Linked DNA regions of Homo sapiens: region 2 is linked to region 1. The links are chromatin loops, found by intact Hi-C in ENCODE. Cell type or tissue: B cell. All regions are shown on one strand. Each heading gives the region's core, and the rest is flanking DNA. Links, peaks and the distances in the headings are about the cores only. Region 1 overlaps MS4A13 (membrane spanning 4-domains A13). Region 2 has its middle 45 kb from the start of LINC00301.

Region 1 (8,344 bases), core at 230-8,229:
ATTGCTGATACCCTTTCTTCCAGTTGATTGCATCGGCTCCTGAGGCTTCTGCATTCTTCACGTAGTTCTTGAGCCTTGGTTTTCAGCTCCATCAGCTCCTTTAAGCACTTCTCTGTATTGGTTATTCTAGTTATACATTCTTCTAAATTTTTTTCGAAGTTTTCAACTTTTTTGCCTTTGGTTTGAATGTCCTCCCGTAGCTCAGAGTAATTTGATCGTCTGAAGCCTTCTTCTCTCAGCTCGTCAAAATCATTCTCCATCCAGCTTTGTTCCGTTGCTGGTGAGGAACTGTGTTCCTTTGGAGGAGGAGAGGCGCTCTGCGTTTTAGAGTTTCCAGTTTTTCTGTTCTGTTTTTTCCCCATCTTTGTGGTTTTATCTACTTTTGGTCTTTGATGATGGTGATGTACAGATGGGTTTTTGGTGTAGATGTCCTTTCTGGTTGTTAGTTTTCCTTCTAACAGACAGGACCCTCAGCTGCAGGTCTGTTGGAATACCCTGCCGTGTGAGGTGTCAGTGTGCCCCTGCTGGGGGGTGCCTCCCAGTTAGGCTGCTCGGGGGTCAGGGGTCAGGGACCCACTTGAGGAGGCAGTCTGCCCGTTCTCAGATCTCCAGCTGCGTGCTGGGAGAACCACTGCTCTCTTCAAAGCTGTCAGACAGGGACACTTAAGTCTGCAGAGGTTACTGCTGTCTTTTTGTTTGTCTGTGCCCTGCCCCCAGAGGTGGAGCCTACAGAGGCAGGCAGGCCTCCTTGAGCTGTGGTGGGCTCCACCCAGTTCGAGCTTCCAGGCTGCTTTGTTTACCTAAGCAAGCCTGCGCAATGGCGGGCGCCCCTCCCCCAACCTCGCTGCCACCTCGCAGTTTGATCTGAGACTGCTGTGCTAGCAATCAGCGAGATTCCGTGGGCGTAGGACCCTCTGAGCCAGGTGTGGGATATAGTCTCCTGGTGCGCCGTTTTTTGAGCCGGTCTGAAAAGCGCAATATTCGGGTGGGAGTGACCCGATTTTCCAGGTGCGTCCGTCACCCCTTTCTTTGACTCGGAAAGGGAACTCCCTGACCCCTTGAGCTTCCCAGGTGAGGCAATGCCTCGCCCTGCTTCGGCTCGCGCACGGTGCGTGCACACACTGGCCTGCGCCCACTGTCTGGCACTCCCTAGTGAGATGAACCTGGTACCTCAGATGGAAATGCAGAAATCACCCGTCTTCTGCGTCGCTCATGCTGGGAGCTGTAGACCGGAGCTGTTCCTATTCGGCCATCTTGGCTCCTCCAACCTACTTTACTAATTTTTGAAGCCTTTCTTTGTTAAGTCCAACATTTATTCTTCCCTTGCTCAAAGACGCTATGTCTATTAAGTGTTGTTTTGAACCCTATGGGTAACTATTATTATTTGCATACTTTTTGTTGTTGAAAACTGGACATTTTAGATAATATATGGTAGCAATTTTAGATTCTGATTGCCTCATTTCCCAGGAGTGGTGGTTAGCAATACCAGTGGTTAGTATCTTGGAATACTGGAAGTCCTAACTCCCAGTACCTTGGAATGTGACTGTATTTGGAAATAGGGTCTTTTAACTGGCAATGAAGTTATAATAAGGTAATTAGAATGAGCCCTAATCTAATATGACTGGTGAGCTTAGAAGAGACTAGGACACAGACAAATAAAGAGAAGACCATGTGAAAACACAGGGAGAAGACAGCCAAGTGAAAGCCAAAGAGAGATGCCTCAGAAGAAACTAACCCTGCCAACACCTTGATCTTGAACTTCTAGCCTCTGGAATTGTAAGAAAATAAGTTTGTTGTTTAAGCTACAGTCTGTGGTGCTTTGTTATAGAAGCTCTAGGAAAGTATTAGACACCTTGAGCCAGTAAGACTTCTACCCTTTCCCAATGAATCAGTGTAGCTTGAGCAATATATTCAAAGTTGAGGTTGCCCCAGCTTTTACTTTATTTTTGCAAGGCCTCTTGTTCAACCAAGGGCTCACTAGGACCTTCTCCTGTCTCCTTAGTATGTGTATAGCTTTGCACATATTTATATTCTTCCAGACTACAGGGGAAAAGTAGGAAGTTATCAAGGTCCACTGTGGCTGTCCTGTTCTTCAAATTTCTCTGTTGAGTTTCTGGTTGGTTGCTAGTAAATTTTTTGCCCCAACAAGTATTGTGATCTTAGTCAGGCTAGGAGTGACCTTGGCCTTATCTGCTTGTTTGTCACTGGGATTACTGTTGTTTTAATAACGCTTTTGGTCTTGGAACTTTCTGAGCTCTGTTCCAAATAAAACTAGTCATCTCAAGCAATGAGGCTGCTGGGCCTCACAGTCTGACCCACCAAGGTAAACTTCTGCGTAACGGAATCTGAGGGTGGGGTAGTATATTAGTCTGTTTTCACACTGCTATAACAAACTTGTCAAGACTGGGTAATTTATAAAGGAAAGAGGTTTAATTGACTTACAGTTCCACATGGCTTGGGAGACCTCAGGAAACTTACAATGATGGCGTAAGGCAAAGGGGAAGCAAGGACCTTTTTCACATGGCAGCAGGAGAAAGAAGACTGAGTGAATGAGGAACTTGCTAAACACTTATAAAACTATCAGATCTCATGAGAACTCACTCACTATCATGAGAATAGCATGGGGAAAACTGCCCCCATGATCCAGTTTCCTCCCATCAGGTTCCTCCCTCAAAACCTGGGGATTACAATTCAAGATGAGATTTGGGTGGGGACACAAAGCCTAACCATATCAGGTGGGAAGAGTGGGAACAGTCCCAAGCTAACATGCCACAGACATGCACTGTTCTTACTGAGGTCCAGTAGATTTTCTTAAATAAACACTTCTCAAGTTCTTGTATGCTTGGTCAACTTCCTGAATCTTTAGAAGGTTGTTCATTGACAATTTTGTTCAGTTTTATAATTTCATTTTTAGGGAGAGTTACCATGTCCTCAATCAGCCATTCTGGAAATGCAACTCATTCCCTCTCTTCAGAAATCCTTTTACCATGTAGTCTTATAGTTGTTTCTGTATTTCAATCAGTTGTTGATCATAGTAGTCTTCCTTGACCATCCTACATAAAATAATCTTGCCTTATCTCCTTAGTTTGCTTTATTTTACTTCATAACATTTTTCAGTTCTTGACATTTTATAATTTTATGTGTTTGTTTATTGCCTTTCTCCCCCAGTGGAATGCAAACTCCCTAATGGAGAGGCCATTGTTTTGTTAATCATTGCATCCTTAGTGCCTATGACAATGCCTAGCAAATAGCATGCTCTCCGTAAATATTTGAGAAAGAATGAATGAATGTTAGATATGTAGTCTTTTAAGCTTGTGAGAAAATAATCATTCTCATAAACTTTTGTGAGTTGTTATAGCATTTTGGGATGTTGTTACACTTGATCCTGCAATGACATTTCTAGGAATCAAACACCTAAAGAATTAGTGGTCCTGTATGCAAAAATATTTATACTCAAATGTTCACTGCATCATTGTTTATAATTTAGAAAAAACTGGAAACCAAGCTACATATGCAGTAATTAGGGAATGCTAAATACTAAGAAAAACAATGAAGGCAATAAAAGGCATTATTTAGATATGTTTTGTAATGGAAAGATATTTCTAATCATTGCAAAAAATGAATGTGACAAAATAATGTGAATATAATACATACAATTAGTAAAGAGAATGTGTGTGTATTCGTCTTTTTTTGTATAGAATTGGATGTGTGGATACGATGAGAACTATATTAAAGAAAAATCACTTTTTACTCTATATGCTTTTTGCTTTTAAATGTAGTTTCATGTATTACTGTTATAATTTTATGCTATTTATAAAATAACAAAAATAAAAAATAAAGGCAATATCACACATTCCATTTATATTAGTTCTAAATATTTTGTATCAGTGCACTTCATCTTCTCATAGAGTGTAGTTACTAGAAATCAACATCTTTTGATTTGCCAGAGAGTGGGTAAACACTTACCAAATTGGAACAGCTGTATATTGAGTGTGTAAGTGCAATAGAAAATTCCAAACCGTAGAAGAACAGTAAAATACGTGATACTTCCCTCCCAAGTTTCTATAACCAAAAAACAGGGAGAAATCTTAATGCTATTATCTTTAGTGAGTGCAAACATGATCATGGAAGGAGCTACTGGTATGAGAGTCAAAAAAAAAAAAAAAAAAAAGGAAGGAAAATAAGAACAGATAAACCTTTCACCATTTGATTTCCTTAGACATTTCTACTCCTTTGCCCTCTGCTACACTTTCCCTAGCTTTCAGTTCCTCAATTCAGCATCTGTGGCTTCTGCATTTGATCTCCATTGCTTAGCATTCTTGTCTCACTTCTGACAGCTTTTACAGAGTCGCTGGCACAGCTCACTATCTAAACTCTCCAGTTAGTAAGATTTGACTTTCCTGTCTCTAATGATAAGATGGCCACCAACAGATTTATCAAGCAATCCTTTTCTATTAAAACAGCTATTATTAATCACAACCCTTCTTAAATTTACATACATGGTGATAAAACTCTCACATATATATTGCTCTAATATCATTTAAAATGATTAATACATTCAAAAAGAGTTCAAAGAACATTTAACTTGGAAGCATAAGGTGATTGTGACTGCTGGGATAAATAAAACAGATTCCCTTCTGTTGCTATCAGAAAGATATTTTCAACTACAAATCCGATTGGTTAGTTATGTGAATAATATTGGTACTCATCCTGAAAATGTGGGTTTTGTGCTGGCTGTGGAAAGACAAGAATGATACTCAGAACTAGAAAGAATGACATCATAATTCTCTCCCTTTCAATTCCTTCTCTAACTCTTCCTCCTCCTTCTTTGTTTGGTTTATTTAATATCTTTTATATTCAAGAAACTATCTGGTAGTAGGAATTAGATGATAGGAATGCAATGACACATAACTTCCTGATTTCTTAGAGTTTATAATGAAGTAGAAGAGACAGAAAGATAATATAAGGTACCATAAAAAATGGATAAAAACTTGCTCAATCATTATAGGGGACAGGAGGGACAGGAGGTTCACTCCAAGCTATTACTCTCTGGGAAGGCTTCATAAAGTGGTAGGACCTTTGAAATAAGGGTAGGACTGAGAAAAACGAAGGAAGGAAACAGCATTCTAGGCAACTTTAAATTTTTATTTGCTTGTTTCCTTGTAACCTATCTTGTTTCAGAAAGAGTTTAATAGCATAAATTAAAAGTGTGACAAAATAATTTAAAAATTGAGACATAAAATACAACCAGTAGAGTAAAGCTAAAATACATATTTGAACAACCTATGGTTTTTAATGTGAGAACAAAACTGAGTGTAAGCAATATAACATTTTGAGAAAATGAAAAACAGGTTTTAACTGAATTACAGTGTTCATTCATATATGATATAAACAGGAGGATAAGGAAAAGATGTAGAAAGTTTGAAATACCAAGGTAAATAATTTTGATTTACTTTTGTTGGCAGAAATGCACAATCATAATCATAACATTTTAGCTAGAAAGTACTTGGGACCTCTTAGCTGACAAGACTGTGAAAAGTCATTTTACCCATATTCCTTATTTTTTTTAATTTTTTAATTTAATTTATTTTGAGACTGAGTCTCGCTCTATCACCCAGGCTGGAGTGCAGTGGCGCAATCTCGGCTCACTGCAACCTCTGCCTCCTGGGTTCAAGCGATTCTCGTGCCTTAGCCTCCGGAGTAGCTGGGATTACAGGTGCCCACCGCCATGCCCAGCTAACTTTTGTATTTTTAGTGGAGACAGGGTTTCACCTTGTTGGCCAGGCTGGTCTCGAACATCTGATCTCAAGTGATCCGCCTGCCTTGGCCTTCCAAAGTGCTGGGATTACAGGCGTGAGCCACCGTGCCTGGCCCCATATTCTTTAATTTATATGAGAGTGCTATTCTAAAACTCCCTCCCTGACTGAAAGCGGCAAAAGGTTGGCCAGAGCAGCTCAAATATGAAAACTGAGGAAACGGAAACACACACACACACACACACACACACACACACACAGAGAGAGAGAGAGAGAGAGAGAGAGAGAGAGAGAGAGAGAGAGAGAGACGGAATGAATGAGTTCCTGGCAGATGATGTAAACTGTAAGCTTCTGGACCCAGCTTAAGTAAAGTAAGTGACCCTTTTTGCCTTAAGTCAACTTGGGTTGTATTTCCTATTACTTAAAACCAAGATAACCCTAATTAATAAATACTTAAATGAAGAATAAGCAATATTTGGTAATTATAAAGACAGTAGAAAGAGATGAGGTATTATGTCAAGGTTTTGTATGTGGGAGATTGAAACGAGGGAGTCTTGCAGTATAGTACTTCTGAGGAGGTAAGTAATTTCCATTTTATATCTGTTGAGTTTGATATAATAGTGATAGAAACATAGCCAAGTAGAAAAGTCAAACTAGCTTTTAAAACAACAGGCCGGGAGTTTGGAAGAAAGAACAGAGCAGTTAACTAGCAGGCATTTTCTTCATTTCTCACAAAAGAAAACTTGGAAACAGTTAAGTTAAGAAACTTTTCCAGGGGTTTACACACAGTGAGTACTGAGGATAGTATTTAAATAAGTGCACTCTGATCCTGGAATCTATACTATTAACCATTTTGCTATATGAGGAGTATATTTCAGATGCATGCACTTTTCTGACCCTGCCTGGGAACACTGAAAACTTGATGACTTTGTAGATTTAGCCAAGCCCCTTGCTTATGTGAGAAAAGTTGGCATGTAAAAGTCCTGTAAAATGTTGGCTGCCTTAGCAAGTGTAAGTATATAATTCTGTAATGACACTAGAAAAAGATGGTGGCTTTGAGATATAAGTCTAATATACAAGCTCATTTTGTGTAACTAATCACAGCAAACTTGTGCTGAACTTGTGATTTTGAGAGACTATAAAACTGGTCGTTATCATTGAGTTCAGATCAGATAAATACAGACTACAATAGTTTGTCACACTGACTGCAAAAGGCAATCCTTGGCAATTATGCCATATTAAACTGATAATTAAAAGTTTATGAATAAGAATGGTGACATATAACTTGAAACAATTATGCACTTAATAACTTAAGTCCTCCTTTCCTATTCTCTGCCCTCAAAATTAGAACTAAAGATTTCTAGATTGAATGTTCAGGGCAACTGGACAATTTTCTTATAATTTATAGGGAAAATCTGGTCCATGTTTGTTTACATAATCACTTGTTACAGATAATATATTTTGGGGTATTAGTGCATTTTTCTATTATTGTATCACTGTCCTCCAGGGTTTTGTTCTCCAGGTTTGGGTTCTTTCCTCTGATGTCCCCCTTAATAATATGTCACAGGTATGGAGTGAAAGTGTGTAGGGGAGGAGGAGGAAGTTTATCCTTCACCTGTAATGACGCTTCTACTCATTACTGAAATTGTTATTTGTTTTGTTCTGTTGGTCAGACAAGGTGTTTCACTCCAATTTGTCCTCACTTTAAATGTGAGATTTTGTATTAACTTTGCTAAGGTCTTTTGCCCCACTAATATTTTATGATTCTGAATTTAAAGCCAATATAATTAAAATAAAACTATTGTGTTATCAGTAAAAATCTTCACATTTACTGGGCAACTAAATGGAAACAAGTTAGGTTTATTTATATTTAGCATTTTTGGCCTTAAAGCAAAATTTATGTAAGATGCAAAGATAGGCTATGTATGAAAAATTCTATGTTAAGCCAGAAATTACTAGGTGTCTACAATTTGAACCATATGTGTCAGTAGCAGAATTCTTTTGTTTATTTGCAAAATGGTTTTATTGTCCAGGATTATACTTTTCTTGTATTAAGAGAATCATTAAGTGGCTCTGTGCCTAATACATAGACACTTGCCACTGAAGCTTTCAAATTTTTACTCACTTTAATTCAGCAAGTCAAGAATTCAAACATTCTCTTAATATTTACTAAAACTCACAGCCTAGAATTATTTTTGATTTAAAATTTTCAATCAAGAGCTCACAACTAAATCAAAGAATTTCATGAGGACGAATAAAAGCCTCATCTTACCTCCTAAGATTTCAAAATTATTAAAAAGAATAATTTTAAAATTAATATGTTCCCATAGAATTGGTCACTTACTGCTTGTCCATAATTCCTGTATGACACAGAATTAAAATGAGACAACTCTATTATTGTTAGAGTTACTGCAGTAATTGTAGTAATTATGCAGATGATGTTTATGATTAAAGTACTTATAATCTGAAAAGGAGACAGAGGGCAAATTTATTATATTCAGAATAAACATTTTGGTGTAATAGTTTGCATTGCTGAAAAAACTCATCTAGTTAAAACTTTGATCTAGTTTCTGAAGTCTTAGAAGTAT
Region 2 (8,344 bases), core at 172-8,171, 42 kb before region 1:
CTCTTGTCAACCAGGCTGGAATTCAGTGGCATGATCTTGGCTCACTGCAACCTTTGCCTCCCAGATTCAAGCAATCCTCCTGCCTCAGCCTCCTGAGTAGCTGGGATTACAGGCACATGCCACCACGCCAGGCTAATTTTTGTATTTTTAGTAGAGATGGGGTTTTACCAGGTTGGTCAGGCTTGTCTTGAACTCCTGACCTCAGGTGATCCACCCACCTCAGCCTCCTGAATTCTTTTATTAGTATTAGATAATTTTCAAAATATAAGTCCTGTACATATTTTGCTAAATTTATACCTAAGTATTTAATTGTTTGAGTGATTTTAAATAATATTGTTTTAAATTTTGTTGTCCATATGTTCATTGCTATTATATAAAAATATAATTAATTTTGTATGTTGATCATTAATCTTGTATCCTGTGACCTTGCTGAACTCACTTATTAGTTCCAGGAGTCCTTTTCTTTTTTATTGCATGGGATTTTCTACACAGATCATCATGTCATCTGCAAACAGGGATATTTTTATTTTCTCCTTTACAATCTGTATGCTTTTTATGTTTCTTTTTTTATCTTATTGATCTGTGCTAAGACTTCTAGTACTGTGCTAGTAAGCATGGTGAGAGATGGTATCTTTGCACTGTTACCAATCTTAGGGGAAAATAATTCAATTTTTAAAGATGAAATATAATGTTAGCTGTAAGTTTTTTTGTAGGTGTTCTTTATCAGGTTGTGGAAGTTCTCCTACATTTCTATTATTCTAAGAGCTTTCTAAAATATCATGAATGGGTGTTAAATTTTGTCAAATGTGGTTTATTTTGCATCAACTGACATGATCATGTGATTTTCCTTCTTTAGCCTATTAATATGATGGGTTACATTGATTGCTTCTTGAGTACTAAACCAGCTGTGTATATCTGGAATAAGTTTCACTTAGTCATGGTGGAAAATTATTTTTAAGTATTGCTGAATTATATTTCCTAATACTTCATAAATGATGTTTTTGTCTATATTCTGAAGGATATGGATCTATAGTTTTCTTCTTTTGTACTATCTTTGTCTTATTTGATTTTGGTATCAGAATAATATTGGCTTCTTCAAATAAGTTGGGAAATGTTTCATTCTCTTCTGTTTTTTTGAAAAATATTGAGAAAAACTGGTGTTGAATATTCTAAGAACATCTGGTAGAATTCTTTGGTGAAATCAGGCCTGGAGATGTCTTTTTCAGGAGTTTTAAAATTACAAATTTTATTTTTCTAACAATTATAGGGCCATTAAAATGATCTATTTCATATTGAGTTGTAGTTTGTGCTTTTTGGGAAAATTTGTTCATTTTATCAAAGTTGTCAAATTTGTGTCTATAGAGTTACTGATAGTAGTCTCTTAATATTATTTTGAGATATAAATTATCTGTAGTAATATACTCTATTTTATTTCTGAGTTTGATAATTTTTGTCTTCTCTTTCTTTTTCTTGATCAGTTTTGCTAGATGTTTGTTGATTTTGATGATCTTTTAAAAGAATCAACTATTTGTTGTACTGATTTTCTCTACTTTTTAAATTTTAATTTTATTGACTTATCTTTATTATTTTCTCCTGATTTATTTGGGTTTATTTTGCTCTTCCTTTTCTAGTTTTTTTTAGGTGAGAGTTTGGAGTATTTATTTGACAATTTTCTTGTCTTAATAATAGGGAATCCTTTCCCCATTTCTTGTTTTTGTCAGGTTTGTCAAAGATCAGATGGTTGTAGATATGCAGCATTATTTCTGAGGGCTCTGCTCTGTTCCATTGGTCTATATCTCTGTTTTGGTACCAGTACCATGCTGTTTTGGTGACTGTAGCCTTGTAGTATAGTTTGAAGTCAGGTAGCATGATACCTCCAGCTTTGTTCTTTTGGCTTAGGATTGACTTGGCAATGCAGGCTCTTTTTTTACTGGGTATATACCCAAAGGATTATAAATCATGCTGCTATAAAGACACATGCACACATATGTTTATTGTGGCACTATTCACAATAGCAAAGACTTGGAACCAAGCCAAATGTCCAATAATGATAGACTGGATTAAGAAAATGTGGCACATATACACCATGGAATACTATGCAGCCATAAAAAATGATGAGTTCATGTCCTTTGTAGGGACATGGATGAAGCTGGAAACCATCATTCTTAGCAAACTATGGCAAGGACAAAAATACCAAACACCACATGTTCTCACTCATAGGTGGGAATTGAACAATGAGAACACATGGACACAGGAAGGGGAACATCACACACTGGGGCCTGTTGTGGGGTGGGGGATGGGGGAGGGATAGCATTAGGAGATATACCTTATGTTAAATGACGAGTTAATGGGTGCAGCACACCAACATGTCACATGTATACATATGTAACTAACCTGCACGTTGTGCACATGTACCCTAAAACTTAAAGTATAATAATAAAAAAAAAAAAAGAAAGAAAAGGTACTATAGGAAAACTCATCAAGAAGGATGAAGAGATCTGGATGGGGCTTTGGGGCTCAATAGAAAGACACAGGGGCTCTTGGAGACCTCCCTGTGCTATGTGGCACTGGTTTTTTCATGTTCAGCAAATTGACTCTATAGAAAAAAATTTCCATCTTCAGAGTGACTGAAATGAAAAATGGACATTAAATTGTATTACTAAAAATTCATAAAACTAAATACATGTAAAATAAATTTAAGTAATTAAATGATAAAATGATTTGTTTGAGTTTGTACTTTTGAAGTTACCAAAACTTGAAAGTAAACCTTTTAGGATACTGTATACTTTGAAATACCTTCTCCTAGTCTGTGGCTTGCCTTTTCACTTTCTAAATAGTGTCCTTTAATAGATGTTCCTGATTTTAATGTATACCATTTTATCAATATTATCCCCCATGATCAGTGCTCTCTGTATCTATTTTAGGAAATCTTTAGCTGCTCCAAGATGATGATGATAATCACCTATGCTAAAATCTAGAAGCCTATTGTATTATCCTTTTCAATTGTGGTAAGATATACTTAGCATATTATTTATCATTTAAACCATTTGTATGTATACAATTCAGTGGTATTAAATACATTCACAATGCTGTGTACCAATCATCACTATCTATAACCAAAACTTTTTCATCATCCCAACAAGATGAAATACTCCCCATTAAGCAGTATCTTCCCTTCTCCTCTTCTTCCGTCTCCTTGTAACCTCTATTTTGCTTTCTGGCTGTATGAATTTGCCTATTCTAGATACCTCATGTAAGTGGAATTATACAACATTTGTCTTTCTGTGCCTGGCTTATTTAACTAAGCATAACATTTTCAAGGTTTGCTTTCAAGGTGTTGAACGCATTAGAATTTCATTCATTTGTAAGACAATAATATTTTATTGCATACATATATAACACATTTTGTTTATTCATTCATCTGATGATGGCCATTTGGATTGTTTCCATTTTTTGGCTATCATGAATAATGTTGACATTGACTTAGTGTACCAATATCTGTTTGAGTCCTTGCTTTTGGTTCTTTGGAGGTATATACCTAGAAGTGGAATTGCTGGAAGATATGGTAATGTTATGTGTAACTTTTTTAGGAACCACCACACTGTTTTCCACAGAGGCTCTAACATTTCACATTCCCACCAGCAGACGCAAGGTTCCAATTTCTCCACATCCTCACCAACACTTGTTTCCTTCCTTCCTTCCTTCCTTTTTTCTTTCTTTCCTTCCTCCCTCCCTCCTTTCCTTTTTTAGTGATGGCTGTCCCAATGGGTATGAAGTGGTATCTCATTGTGGTTTTGATTTTTCAGTTCCCTAATGGTTAGTGATGCTGAACATCTTTTCATGTGGTTATTAGTCATTGTCTATGTTCTTTAGAGAAATGTCTATTCAAGTTCTTTGCCCACTTTGAAAATTTTTTGTTATTATTAAGTTATAGGAGTTCTTTATATATTCTGGATATTAATTCCTTGTCAGATATATGATTTGCAACTATTTTCCCACTCTGTAGATTGTCTTTTCACTCTTTTGAGTGTTTTTTGATGCACAGAAGTTCTTAATTTTGATTAAGTCGAATTTATCTCTTTTTGCTTTTGCTGCTTTGTGCCTTTGGTGTCATATCTATGAAATTATTGCCAAATCCAGTCTTGTAAATATTTTCCGCACTCTTTCCTTCTAAGCATTTTATAGTTTTGTCTTTTGTTTAAGTTTAGATGTTAAGTTTCTCTTCAGTTAATTTTTGTATATGGTATAAAGGGTCCAACTTGATTCTTTTGCATATAGATATCCAATTTTCCCACAGCATTTGTTGAGAATACTGTCCCTTCCCCATTCAGTGGTCCTGACATTCTTGACAAAAATCTATTGACCATATATGCAAGACTTTATTTCTGGGCTCTCAATTTTTTTCAATATGTCTGTATGTTTGTCTTCATGCCATTACCATACTTTTAATAACTGTAGCTTTGCTACAGTTTTTGGAGTCAGGAAGTGTGAGTCCTCCAACATTATTGTTCTTTCCCAAGATCATTTTGGCCTGTAATTCCAAATGAATTTGAAGAACTTATTTTCCATTCTTGCAAAAAGGCTGTTGGGATTTTGATAGAAATTGCATCGAATCTATATATTGCTTTGGGTAACAGTATTAATGTCTTAGCAATGTTAAGACTTTCTATCCATGAACACATATGTCTTTACATTTATTTAGATCTCCTTTAATTACTTTCAGCAATATTTTCTAGTTTTTAGCATACAAGTCTTTCACCTCCTTGGTTTGTTTTATTCCTAAGTATTTAGTTTTTTATATGCTATTGTAAATGGTATTGCTTTCTTGATTTCCTTTTTGGATTGTTCATTACTGGTATATAAAAACATAACTAATTTTTGCGTGTTGATCTTATACCTTGCTACTTTGATAAATGCTTTTACTAGCTGTTATATGGATTCTTTTTTATTTTCTATGTAGAAGATAATGTTATCTACTGACAGAGAGAGCTTTGCCACTTTCTTTTCAATTTAGATGCCTTTTGTTTCTTTTTTTTTTTTTTTTGTCTAACTGCTCTAGCTAGATCTTCCAGTACAATGTCAAATAGCAGAGGTGGAAGAGGGCATCCTTGTCTTGTTCCTGATCTTAGAGAGAAGTCTTTCAGTCTTTTACCATAGATAATCATATTATCTGTATTCATTCATAAATATCCTTTATAGTGTTCAGAAATTTTTCCTCTATTCCTAGTTTTCTGAGTTTTTATCATGCAAGGTGTTGAATTTTGTTATATGCTTTTCCTGCAACAATTGAGATAATCATATCATTTTATTCCCCTTTGTTTTATTAATTTGATATATTACACTGATTGATTTTCTTATATTGAACCACCCTTGCATTTCTAGGATAAATCTAACTTGGTCATTTTAAATAATTCTGTTTCTTTGTAAATAATATGCTGTTGGGTTTCACTTGCTAATATTTTGTTGATTGTATTATCTTTAACAATTAGATCTATAATCTGCCTGGAACTCATTCATTTTTATGAATTTATTGAAAGTTATAAGTACATTTTATCCCATTGTAAGACAATTTATTGAAAACTATACTTTATACAGCTCTGAACTGTTCTTGTTATAAATTGTCTAAAAATGTGTACATCTGTTTTTGAACTCTATTCTGTTTTGTTGGCATATTTTACACATGCACTGTCTTAATAACTGGGACAGTTATTAAATCTCTCAATTGCTAGGACTCTGACAATAGGCTCTATAGGTGGCTTCTCCAGTTCTGCAGTCTCAGTGTAGTTATACTTGTAATATGGCCCCTCATGGCTCCCCCAGAAACAGAGTGTCTCAAGAAACTAGTAGCTTTAGAATAAGTCTTGATATTTGGTAGCATGAGTTCTCCAACTTTATTCTTCTTCAACATAAACTTGGACATTCTTGTCTCATTTAATTTCCACATACATTTAGAATGAGTTTTGTGTCTAAACTCTTATTTTAAGTTCAGGAGTACCTGTGCAGGTTTGTTATATAGGTAAACTTGTGTCATGGGGGTTTGTTGAACAGATTATTTCATCATGCAGGTATTAAACCTGATACTCATTAGTTATTTTTCCTGGTCCTCTCTCTACTCCCGCCCTTCACCCTTGGATAGGCCCCAGTGTCTGTCATTTCCCTCTATGTGTCCATGTATTCTCTCAGCTTGTTAATTTTGGTGATATTCAGTTGATGGATAGGTTGGTCTGAAGGGTCTGAGAGGACCTCACTCATGCCTGATATACTGGCAAGTAAGGCTGGCTGAACTGAGACTCTGATAAAAGCCACTGCAGGTGGCTTCTACAGCAGGGCAGTGTCAATGTAGCTGGACTTCCTGTATAGCAGCTCAGGGGTCCCAGAGAGAGTGCTCTAAGGTATAGAGAATGGAAGCTGTGTCCTTTTGAAGCGTGGGCCTAGAAAGTCACAGTATCATTTCTCCTATATTCTGTGAGTCAAAATGTTCAAAGTCCACTTAGATTCAAGAGAAAGGGACCTAGACTTGACTTTTTCTGTGGTCAAGGAGTGTCAAAGAGTTTATGATCACTTCTAATTTGCCACAGGAAGGATTGATATCTTTAAAATTTGAGCCGTCTAATTTGTAATATGACTTGCCCCTATATTAGATCTTTGAATTATTTTAATATTATATATACATAAATACAGACACACCTTGGAGATATTGTGGGTTTAGTTCTAGATCACCACAATAAAGCAAATATTGCAATAAAGTGAATCACAGTAATTTTTTGGTTTTTCCATGCATATAAAAGTTATTAGGGCTGGATGCAATGGCTCATACCTGTAACCCCAGCACTTTGGGAGGCTGAGGTGGGCAGATCACCTGATGTCAAGAGTTCGAGACCAGCCTGGCCAATATGGTGAAACCCGTCTCTACTAAAAATAGAAAAAAATTAGCTGGGTGTGGAAGTGTGCACCTGTAGTCCCAGCTACTAGGGAGGCTGAGGCAGGAGAATCGCTTAAACCCAAGAGGCGGAGGTTGCAGTGAGCCAAGATTGTGCCACTGCACTCCAGCCTCGGTGACAAAGTGAGACTCCATCTGAAAAAAAGTTATTAGACTATTAGACTGTAGTCTATTAAGTGTACAACAGTATTGTATTTAAAACTGGACATATCTTAATTAAAATACTTTATTGTTAAAAATGCCAGTGATCATCTGAGACTTCAGTGAGTCATAATCTTTTGTTGGTAGAGGGTCTTGCCTTGATGTTAATGGCTGCTGACTTCTCAGGGTGGTGGTTGCTAAAGGTTGGGATGGCTGTAGTGATTTCCTAAAATAAGACAAGGAAGTTTGTCATGATGATTGACTCTTCCTTTCTTGAAAGACTTCTCTGTAGCATGTGATGCTGTTTGATAGTATTTTACTCACAGAACTTGTTTCAAAATTGAAGTCAATCCTCTTCAGCTCTGCCACCGCTTTATCAACTAAGTATGTGTAGTATTCTAAATCCTTTGTTGTCATTTCAACAGTGCTCATAGCATCTGCAGCAGGAGTAGATTTCATCTCAGAAAACCACTTTCTTTGCTCATTCATAAGAAGCAACTCCTCCTGTAATCCCAGCACTTTGAGAAGCCGAGGTGGGCGGATCATGAGGTCAGGAGATCAAGACCAGCCCGGCTAACACGGTGAAATCCCATCTCTACTAAAAATAAAAAAAATTAGCCTGGTGTGGTGGTGGGCACCTGTAGTCCCAGCTACTCAGGAGGCTGAGGCAGGAGAATCGCTTGAACCCAGGAGACGGAGGTTGCAGTGAACTGAGATCGCGCCACTGCACTCCAGACTGGGTGACAAAACAAGACTCCACCTCAAAAAAAAAAAAAAAAAAAAAAAAAAGAAGCAACTCCTTATGCAATCAAGTTTTATGAGATTGCAGCAATTCTGTCACATTCAGGCTCCACTTCTGATTCTAGTTTGCTTGCTATCTCCACCGCATCTGCAGTTACTTCCTCTACTGAAGTCTTAAACCTCTCAAACTCATCCATGAGGCTTGGTCTTCATTTCTTCTAAATTCTTCTTAATGTTGATATTTTGACCTCTTTCCATGAATCAAAAATGTTCTTAATGGCATCTAGAAGGGTGAATTCTTTCCAGAAGGTTTTCCCGGATTCACTTTGCCCAGGCCCATTAGAAGAATCACCATCTATTGCAGCTATAGTCCTAAAAAAGTATTTCTTAAATAATAAGACTTGAAAGTCAGAATTACTCCTTGCTCCATTGGCTGCAGAATAGGTATTGTGTTAAAATCATGAAATGGTTAATATCCTATAGAGCAATAGGAGGAAAAGGAGGAAAAGGAAAAGTCATGAA

Evidence for each region. A loop is a pair of places that touch in the nucleus more often than their neighbours do. Peaks named below come from ENCODE experiments on the same cell type or tissue, not always from the same donor. Only the 100,000 strongest peaks of a DNase experiment are listed, where the experiment ranks them.
Region 2: a loop joins it to region 1, with 2.1 times the contacts of the local background. A loop is called at or near these places in 2 of 110 quality-filtered maps.

The regions. Positions count from the first base shown.
Region 1 is chr11:60,525,083-60,533,426 of GRCh38, reverse strand. It overlaps MS4A13 (membrane spanning 4-domains A13), which reads right to left. Exons shown (of 7, transcript NM_001012417.3): 5 at 8,101-8,220; 6 at 3,967-4,062. Among named protein-coding and RNA genes, the nearest start is that of MS4A13, 14 kb to the right of the region's middle. RefSeq lists a silencer at 4,213-4,362. In B cell, for the core only: no CTCF peak of the experiment used is centred there; a DNase peak (open chromatin) is centred at 4,286.
Region 2 is chr11:60,566,568-60,574,911 of GRCh38, reverse strand. No RefSeq gene overlaps it. Among named protein-coding and RNA genes, the nearest start is that of LINC00301, 45 kb to the left of the region's middle. In B cell, for the core only: no CTCF peak of the experiment used is centred there; a DNase peak (open chromatin) is centred at 3,781.